Linked DNA regions of Homo sapiens: region 2 is linked to region 1. Evidence: chromatin loops called from intact Hi-C (ENCODE). Cell type or tissue: breast epithelium. All regions are shown on one strand. Region 1 overlaps CANT1 (calcium activated nucleotidase 1). Region 2 holds the start of ENPP7 (ectonucleotide pyrophosphatase/phosphodiesterase 7).

The links. Hi-C counts contacts between places; a loop is a spot of excess contacts. Peaks named below come from ENCODE experiments on the same cell type or tissue, not always from the same donor. Only the 100,000 strongest peaks of a DNase experiment are listed, where the experiment ranks them.
Region 2: it touches region 1 in a loop (32-fold over the local background); 1 of 110 quality-filtered maps calls a loop at or near these places.

Annotation. Positions count from the first base shown.
Region 1 is chr17:78,998,925-79,003,924 of GRCh38, forward strand. All of the region lies in intron 1 of CANT1 (calcium activated nucleotidase 1), which reads right to left. Among named protein-coding and RNA genes, the nearest start is that of CANT1, 8.3 kb to the right of the region's middle. In breast epithelium, no CTCF peak of the experiment used is centred here; no DNase peak of the experiment used is centred here; H3K27ac peaks cover 465 bases.
Region 2 is chr17:79,728,551-79,733,550 of GRCh38, forward strand. It overlaps ENPP7 (ectonucleotide pyrophosphatase/phosphodiesterase 7), which reads left to right and starts at 2,393. Exons shown (of 6, transcript NM_178543.5): 1 at 2,393-2,842; 2 at 4,958-5,000. The coding sequence starts at 2,590. RefSeq lists enhancers at 1-232, 31-150, 57-351, 233-1,192, 4,312-4,361 and 1 more. In breast epithelium, no CTCF peak of the experiment used is centred here; a DNase peak (open chromatin) is centred at 211; H3K4me3 peaks cover 1,091 bases.

The DNA of each region.
Region 1 (5,000 bases):
GCGCCTGGGAAGGGCTTGGGGACTCCAGTGGCTCCGTGCAATTCTGGGCCCCAAATATGTGGACCACGAGGCCCTGGTGCACGGCAGCCAGCAACAGACACCCCCACCAGAGACACCCCCTTCTCCACGCCGCAGCCTGCTGGGCTGAGAAGATACAAAAACAGGGTGACAATTCCACATGGAACTTTCGGACAGTCCTAGGTTTTAGCCCCAGGGTGAGGTTCAAGGAGTGAACAAGGCACATACGTGGAACCTGCTGCTCAGAGTGATCCTCCTAACAGCACAGGGGGGCTGCCAGCAGTTCCTCCAGGCCCGCAGGGAAGACTCCATGCTCCCTTTAAGGGGCAGGCCTCTCAGGACCCCCTGAGGTGGTCACAGGGCTGATCACCGGGGCCTTCCCGGCAGCAGGGCTGGGGTTCCCCGTGCTGGACATCCTCCTCTGACTGCATCCAGGCCCTGCCCCTTTTCTAGTCCCAAGGCCTCAAAACCCCAGCCAGGCCCAAGAAGTCTCCACTGAGCTCGAATTACTCTATCTTACCTGCTATGCCAATCCCGCCTACATTTCTTTTTTTGTTTTTCTGAGATAGGGCCTCGCTCTGTTGCCCAGGCAACAGTGATCACGCTCACTGCAGCCTCAACCTCTGAGGCTCAAGCGATCCTCCCACCTCAGCCTCCCAAGTAGCTGGGACTACAGGCGTGTGCCACCACGCACAGCGAATTTTTTTTTTTTTTTTTTTTTTTTTTTGGAGACAGAGTTTTCCTCTTATTGCCTAGGCTGGAGTGCAATGGCACGATCTCGGCTCACTGCAACCTCCGCCTCCTGGGTTCAAGTGATTCTCCTGCCTCAGATTCCCTAGTAGCTGGGATTACAGGCATGCACCACCACGCCCGTCTAATTTTGTATTTTTAGTAGAGATGCAGTTTCTCCATGTTGGTCAGGCTGGTCTTGAACTCCTGACCTCAGGTGATCCACCTGCCTTGGCCTCCCAAAGTGCCAGGATTACAGGTGTGAGCCAACACACCTGGGGCACAGCTAATTTTTAATTTTTTTTATAGAGATGAGGCCTCGTTATATTGTCCAGGCCAGTCTTGAACTCCTGGGCTCAAGTGATCCTCCTGCCTCAGCCTCCCAAAGTGCTGGGATCACAGGTGCGAGCACCCGCACCCCCCCTTACCTGCATTTCTGACATGCGTCTTAGACATTTCAAGACACGAGTCCTGTGCAGCTTTTCCCTCAAGCCTACTTGCTCCTCGTCTCCCCTTGGGAAGGGTAGTGGTGACGGGTGGCCACCGTGTCCACAGTGGTCTGGTTCAAGCTCTCTCAGGATCCTGGGAGATGTGCTTTTCTGTGTGAATATACACTTCGATAAAAACATAAGGCACTGCCACCACGAAAAACCTGACTGGCCTCATCCTCCGTCTTCCTTCCTCAGCATTGACTCCGTGGACAGGTTCTGTCCTCTTCCATGGCCCTTCCTCACCATGCCATGCCGGCTGCCTCCCTCCACCCCTCCTGCCTCTCCGCCCCTGACACTCCCATACCCCCCGCCATGAAGTTGCCCTGCCAGCTGCCCCCCACCAACATCCCCTGACACTCCCTCGCCACCTGCCATGAAGTAGCATCCATCAGATGGCACACTCCCAGCTTCAGCGGCTTCCTCAGGTCCTGGGGTGAACCCACTCTGCTCCCGCTCAGCCCTCACACTGTACCATCTCCTCTGCCTGCCGGCTGGCTACATAGACCTCCTTCTGTCCCCTGACCACACTGGCCCTGGCAGAGCCTGCAGTTCCCCCTGCCTGGAACAGTCGGGCCTGCTCTTCGCACCAGCAGCTCGGTCTCTCCTACGGGGCATCAGCTCCCTGGGAAGACTTGCCCACTCGCCCTCCCTCCCATGCCGCTCCGGCTCTCCCACCGTCCCTGCCTGGCTAGGTGATTATTTCTGCTCCTGGGGCAGGGATCTGGCCACTGTCACAGCCCCAGCACCTGACGCACTGCCAGGCAGGGAGCAGACAGTCTGCACGCATTGGCTGAAGGGAAAGAGATGCCAGGTGAGCCATTAGCCACTTCTTCAACAGCCCCTCTGCACTCTACCGGGGGCCCCACCTTAGGCATATTATGAACCCACAACCTGGATCAAGCACCCCAAAGATCGAGCTGCTCAGCTGCCACATCTGAGCTGCAGGCCCGGGAAGACGGTGCTTGCCAGCACAGAACAACGGTGCCTGCATAGACTGCTGTCAGACATCGTGAGGTGTCGTCGTCACCAGCCCCTGGAACCCCCATGTTCTTCCCTGTTCAACTCCCTCAGCACTCCGGAGAGCCACTGTCCTCACCTTCACCATTCCTGTCAAATCTCCGGCCCACTTCTCCCAGGAGACCACTCTGTGGCCAACTTCAGCAGCCGAGGCCCCTGGGTGGGGCTCACACCTGCCACTCAGGTCAGTCCCCCCAGCCGCCGGGCACCTGCTCTTCTGGTTCCTCCCTTCCATCCACAGGCTGCCCCAAGTCGCCCACCTTGTCACCATTTTACCTCCAGACCCCACACTCCCACAGACACTCAACTGCTGCTGAATAAATGGCGAATCTGTTAATGAAGGAAAACCCTTCCCTGAGTCCCCGGCACCTCTGTCCCTTCCCACCCCCGCCCAGGCCCCCTCGCCCACCATGGTACAAGAGCACCCACACCTACACCCTCTCCTTCCCTCTGGCTAATCCTCAGAAGCAGCCACCTGAAGCCTTCACCAGTGGCAAACCCAGTGAGCACATTGTCAGTGTCCCTCCTCGAGGCAGGGGGGCACTCTCTGTGGGCCTCCTCCCAGGCAGGTCTTCTCGGCCCCCACTGCTGGCAGCCCACTGACCTCTCCCAGGGCCTGCCCTCTAAGGTGAAGACCCCCACGCCTTTCTAGCCTGACCTAGTCTCTGAGCCTCCTCATCCGATACCCACAGGCACCGCAAACCAGGTCCTCCTCAGGAACTCCCTGTCCTGGCAGTGCCGGCCCTCAGGAGCCATCCCAGGAAGCAATTCGTCCTAACCCTCCTCCCTCCCCAGCCCCACGTGTCCCACCCAGCTTGAGACTCGCTTCCCTTCTCCCCATCCACACAGCCTCGGCTCCAGTTCCATCTCACCCTGATGACTCTCAGAGTCTTGGTCTAATGATCTAGACCAAGCTTGTCCAACATGTGGTCCAACACAAATTCGTAAACTTTCTTAAAACATGATGAGATGAGATTTTTTGTTAAGCTCATCAGCTATCAATGGATTTTATGTGTGGCCCAAGACAATTCTTCTTCCAATGTGGCCCAGGGAAGCCAAAAGATTGGACACCCCTGATATAGACCATCTGGGCTCAGCCAAGGGACTTCCCTTGGCCTCAGTTTACTTCCCGGAGCCATGCTGATGGGGTTAGAGAACTGTGCACAGGGGCTGACTGCTACTGCTTCTCACTCACTCTACAAGTACCCTCTCGCCTGCTGGGAGGGTTGCAAACTACCACCCGTGGGCCAAATGCAGTCTCCCGCCTAGTGTGTAGATGCGGCCTGTGTGGCCTGGTATGTGGTTGCAGCTTGGTGTGTAGACTCTGCCTGGTGTGTAGACGCGGCCTGCGTAGACGCGGCCTGCTGTGTAGTCACGTCCTGGTGTGTAGATGTGGCTGATTAAAGCCAGCTAGGACTCCTCCCTGGCATGCTGAGTCTGGCTGCACCGTTGAGTGGTCGCAACAGACTGTGGAGGCTGAAAATACTGACTCCCTGTCCCTCGACAGATCCCTGGTCAAGACCATCTCAAATCACCCTCCACAAAACTGACAGAATAATTTTTCCAAAAAGCAAGTCTGGATTCCAAGTCTAGTAGATCCCAATGCCTTCCATCTGAAGGACAAACGTCTCAGCCTGCAGAGAAAGCCTCAGTGGGTTTTTCCCCCTGCACTCCCAGGAGCAGGACCTCTCCCAGGTCGCTGTGCAACACTGCACGCCTTCCTATTCCAGACTCCTGGCATCTACACCGTGGCACACGCTCCCCACCCGGGAGGCTCATGTCCTCTGACCACATGGAACCAGAGGTGTCTGAGTCCCGGCGTCTCTGCCCCTCTGGGGAATCAGTGTGACGGAGGCAGGGGCCTTTCCTCCAGGAGCTCAGCACAGTTGGGGAGACAGACTTTGAACAGTCCCGTGTGGTCAGTGTTACCTCGAGGTCACGCTGATTCCCCAGAGCTAACAGAGGGGCAGAGACGCCAGGGCCTCAGCCACCTTTGGTTAAACAAGGGACTGCTTCTAGTGACAAGAGAACTCTGTGTACCTTCCAGAAAATTCCTTTAACTTCAGCACCAGAACACCTTCCCTTGGGCTTCATCTCTCCTTCAGGACCCCAAGGAATTATTTTATTTTGCAAAAAAATTTCAAATCAGATGCCTTTGCCACAGCCCATGCTGGTGTATGAGCTACCACTGGCTGCCGGGGTGCCTGGCTGCCGGCGCCTGCTGCAGGCAAGAGTTTGCATGTTCTTTAAAAAGCTGGGTTCTTTTTCGGGGGTGGGGGGTGGGGGGGCTCTTTTGTTTGTTGCCAGCCAGAAACAACAGAAATGAACCGGCGAGGGTAAGACACAAGATGGACAAAGTCCTTTCCAGAAGGGGCTCGTGTGAGGCTTCTCCCTACACCCCTCAAAGCTTAAGCAGTTTAAATGCTCGCTTTATTGTGAAAAGATTGACAAACCCAGTGCCTGCAGAGTAATGGTTTGATTTTAGATAATCAGCAACAAGAGGACTCAGGGACTACAGCAAAGTCATGGGTTCTGTGGCCAGCCAGGCTCTCCTGTTCAGTGGGGCTGCAAACCAGCTATCTCCCAGACTCAGGGGCCTACAGGGACAGGACCCCTGCTGCTGCCTGGAGAGCACTCACAGGAGCACTCACAGGAGGAATAACCACCTGCAAGGCTTGCAAGGCACCACGGAGGCATCTGTCCATCCCACAGGACACTCCCAGAGCGCAGGGGAGCCACCAGTGA
Region 2 (5,000 bases), 730 kb after region 1:
CTACACAGGACGCTGGGGACCAGGCCCCTTCTGTGCACCCCGGCCATCCCCGGGGAGCCCCTCATCAGGCGGCTTAGGGTGGCTTGCCAGCCAGAGGCATCAGATGGAGGAAAAAATCAAAAAAGAAGAGAAGCAAAGCTAGCTTCCGGCAAGAGGCTGGGACTGCTACAAGACATTCTCCTTTTGCCCCATTGGTCAAAATGTGGTCACGTGGCCCTGCTTTGCTGCAAGGAATGCTGGGAAATGTAGTCTTTCTTCTAGCAGCCATCTTATCATGGAAAGAGGGGAGAACAGATATTAGGGGACAACTAACCAGCTCTGCCACAGCGGAAAATCCAGATTCCGCCACGGCCTACAGGCTCCTCCTGGTCGACCCTCTCGGGAGCCCCGGTGCCTCCCTTCCTCCATGCCTGGTCCCTCTGCCTGAAGCCTTCCCGCCCTCTCTCCTGGCTCCATGCATCCTGTGGGCCTCCCACAACGCTGGTGCCAGCAAAGCCCGATCTCCTCTCCCGAGGCCGCCTGCATTCCCCCTGTGCGTGCATCGTAACCTGTGTCCCTGACTCACAGGGATCCTTACCCTCCCCAAGGTCTGTGCTCCCCAGGGAGGAGCCAAACCTCTGGGTGCCCTGAGCCCCAGCCCTGCAGAGCAGGCACCCCACGCGGTGGTTGCAGGCACCGGGCAGTCGCTCCATCCTGGTTTTCAGCTTTTGGTGCACAGAAGCATGAAGAAGAGGGGTCACTGGCACGGAGTCCTCCTTGAGAGTGTGTTCCAGTCGGCCAGGCAGGGGCAGCCGGGGATCCGTACCAGTGGTCCCTGCCCACCTGGGTTAGGAAAGGCTGGCTGGCCTGGGGAGGCTGTGGACGGCGTCTGCGGTGTCATCTGAGTGCCACGGCCATCGCTTCGAGACGGCGTCTGCTTGCTGCAGCCAGCCAAAGGTCTTAAGGAAGGCCGGGGCCACTGTCGGCAGGTGTGTGGCTCCAGATTGAAATTGTGACAATACCTCCAACCATGCCCTTCCGTCTTCCCACCGCGCAATCCAGTGCACCACCTCCCACCATGCAATCCAGCGCACCACCTCCCAGCAAAACCTCCAGGATCCGCCTCAAACCCAGCCCCATCCCACAGCCACCACCCTGGTCCGGGCCACCAATAGCTCTTGCTCAGACACAGGCAGTCACCTCTCCAGGGAGCACCCAGTGTCCATTCTGCCCTCGTTCTGGTCTATCCTTCACCCACAAATGGAGAGTATATTTTAGCATTAGATCAGTTCATGTCACTCTCTTGCTTAAAACCCCCGCCTGGCTTCCACTGCCTGGCATGAGAATCACCGCCACCTGCCCTACGGGACTGGCCCTGCCACCCCTGCCACCTGCCCCATGCCCGCTCCCCTAGCTCATGGTCCCCCAGAGTCACTGGCCTCCACCATCCTCTCAGCGAAACCCCACCAGCCACCACTGCGTGCCGCCCACCCACCCCGCCAGCCTCTCCATCACGTCTTCCTGCCTTCCCTTCTTTTGGGAAACTCTTTTTTTCTTGTTTGTTCATTTTATCTTCTGTGTCCCCAACTCGAATGGAGGCCACGAGGAACATTGTCTGTCTCATTCACTTCTGTGTCCCCAGAACCTAGAACCATGCCTGGCACACAGAACGTGCTTAATAGGAACTGAGACAGAGACATACAGGGAAGGAAAGAGGGAGAGAGACAGAGAAAGAGAGAGAAAATAAGAGAAGGGGAAGGAGAGATGGGGGAGAGGGAGGGAGAACCGCACACTGAATCCAGGGGTTCCTCTCCCACCCTTCATGTGCCTATGGTAACAAGGGAGTCCCCCTCTTCTGACCCCTTGTTGTCATCAAGCAAGAACGTCCGAGCCCCAGGCACCCTCTGAAATTCCCAAGAAGGAAGCATCCCAAGAAGGAAGCATCCCAAGAAGGAAGGCCCACAGGACGCTGGTCTGGAGCCATCCGGTTCCCGGTCTGCTCACCACGCTCAAGGAGCCCCTTAACAGGACCAGGAGGAGAACAGGCACCCAGCCTGGGGTTCCCCCCGGACAAGGCCATGCTGTGACCCAGGCTTGGTCCTGGCCCTGACCATGGGAAGCCCACCCCACAGGCCCTCACCCAGGCAGGCCTGAGGCCCATGCACCACTAAAGGCCTGGAGAGGGGGTCCCACCCCAGCCTCACCTGGGTCCCCTGGGGTCAGGGTGAGCTGGGACAGAGGGACCACCTGTTGCTATGGGAGAGGGAGAGGGCACGACTTTCCCAGTGGAATGGGCTCCTGCTGTGCTCTGAGCCCTGGGTCACTGTCCCCACTCTGGGGAGGGAGGGGAGGAGCCTGGAGCACCAAGGGCGCGGCTGGCAATAAAGGCAGATGCTCAAGTTGATGCCACCCCACGCACGTGAGGCTGGGACCAGGGGTGGCACTGACACGGCTGGGGAGCCCACTCCCGAGGTTCGACCCGGGGATGTGCACAGCCACATTCCAAAGGCGCACGGGATGAGATCAGCCCGGGTGACCCTGGGACTTTGTCCTCCTCGGCAGGAGCCAGCCCTGTGCACCCTGTGTGCCTGTCCATCTGGAAGGCCCAGCATGAGAGGCCCGGCCGTCCTCCTCACTGTGGCTCTGGCCACGCTCCTGGCTCCCGGGGCCGGAGCACCGGTACAAAGTCAGGGCTCCCAGAACAAGCTGCTCCTGGTGTCCTTCGACGGCTTCCGCTGGAACTACGACCAGGACGTGGACACCCCCAACCTGGACGCCATGGCCCGAGACGGGGTGAAGGCACGCTACATGACCCCCGCCTTTGTCACCATGACCAGCCCCTGCCACTTCACCCTGGTCACCGGTGAGTACTGCCCTGTGACGGGGCCTGGGGGTGGGAGGGCCTGAGAAACCAGATGGCACAGAGCCGTGTCGTGCAGGATAAAGGGGAGAGGTCCTTGCTCCAGGCACAGGACAGAGCCAAGGGGACCATTAGGAATCCTCACCGTTGGTAGCAACAGATCCGGGACAAAGAAAAATGACCAGGGGGGTCCTTAAACCCGTGGCCACAGCCAGGGCAGCAACCCCAGAAGGCTTCAGGAGGAGGGGAGTGTGGCGGGCTCCCCGCTGGCTCCCATGGCTCCCCTCCCCTGCCCGCCCCTCCAGCTGGCTGTGTCAGCCTCTCCCTCTCCCTTCCATCCTTTCCATTTTCCACCCAACACCTCCCTGACAGATCTGCCCAGGCTGTAGACAATACAGACATAGGTTTTTAAAAAGCCAAATATGGGGCCAGGCTCAGTGGCCCACGCCTGTAATCCCAGCACTTTGAGAGGCTGAGGCGGGCGGATCACTGGAGGTCAGGAGTTCGAGACCTGCCTGGCCAACATGGCGAAACCCCATCTCTACTAAAAATACAAACATTAGCCAGGCATGATGGTGCATGCTTGTAATCCCAGCTACTTGGGAGGCTGAGACAGGAGAATTGCATGAACCCAGGAGGTGGAAGTTGCAGTGAGCTGAGATCGCACCACTGCACTCCAGCCTGGGTGACAAAGCAAGACTGCATATAATATATATATACATATATATATACATATATATATGTATATATATATATATATACACACACATATATATATATATGAGGCCAAGGCAGGAGGATTGCTGGAGTCCAGGAGGTAGAGGCTGCAGTGAGCTGCAATCACACCACTGCACTCCAGCCTGGGTGACAGAGCAAGACCCTGTGTCAAAAAAACAAACAATAATAAAATAATAAAAAGCCAAGTACCACAAAAAAGGTGTTAGAGAATTGAAAAGCAATTGGCCCTCCCTAGGGGCTCAGCCACCTCCCAAACCTGCGTCATCCTCCAAAGACCCTGCGTGGGTGTCCCAGGGCGCCTGCAACAAAGATCTGCAGACTGGCTTAAACCCACAGAAACGGATCCGCATGCTTCTGGAGGCCAGAAGGCCAAACCCAGGGCATTGCAGGGCTGCACCCACCCGGAAGGTTCCAGCAGAGGCTCCCTCCTCACCTCTTCTGGCTCCTGGGGCCTCGGCAATCCTTGGCATTCCTGGGCTGGCGGCAGCATCACTCCGACCTCTCCCCACGTCTCCCCAGGGCCTTTCCCCTGTGTGTGTGTGTCTGTATTCAAACTTTCCTCTTCTCACTAGTACACCAGTCGCTGAATTTCGGGTCCACACTTCTCTGGTATACATCCCCTTACCCTAGCTAATCACATCTGCAAAGACCCTATTTCTAAATAAGGCCACGTTCTAAGGTTCCAAGTGAGCATGAATGTGGTGGGACACCATCCACCCCAACACAGGCAGCTCATCCCCACACCAGCCTTTCTGCCCCTTCTAACCGCAAACGGAGGTGTGCGGGTCTCCCGTCTGCGCAGCGCCTCTTTTGCTCTCTGTATCGCAGATGAGGACGGGAGGGACCTTCTCCACATCATCTCTCCTTTTGCACCTTTTGGACTTAGTACCATGTGCACGTGTTTCCTGTACAAAAATAAATTCAAAAAATCTCCTGGAGCTCCACGTAGTTCACTGAAATTCCTGCCTGGGATCTCGTCTGATGGCTGGGCCATCATTTATTTAATGAGTTCCTTCCTGACGGCCGTGGAGGTCACCCGCAATCTTTTGCTAAAGCAAACAAGGCTGCCACCAGGATCCCTGCACACGCATTCGTGCCTGTGTGCCCGTCCAGCTGTGGGACAAACTGAAAGTGGAAGTGCGATTGCTAAAACAGGTCAAAGAACACGTGTCTATTTGTCTCAGACATGACCTCGAACCTTGGCTCCCACGGGGCAGTGCAGGAGGAAGTCTGCTCCCCCCAGCCCTGCCCCAGGCCCACTCCCCACCCAGCACACAGGGAAACCTGGGCTGTTTTGACTTCGCCTCTTCCAGCCCTGGGTCCGGCCTTCGCTGTGACCCCGGTCCATCCCGCCGCCCTCTGCACCTCTTCCTCCCTCAGGCAAATATATCGAGAACCACGGGGTGGTTCACAACATGTACTA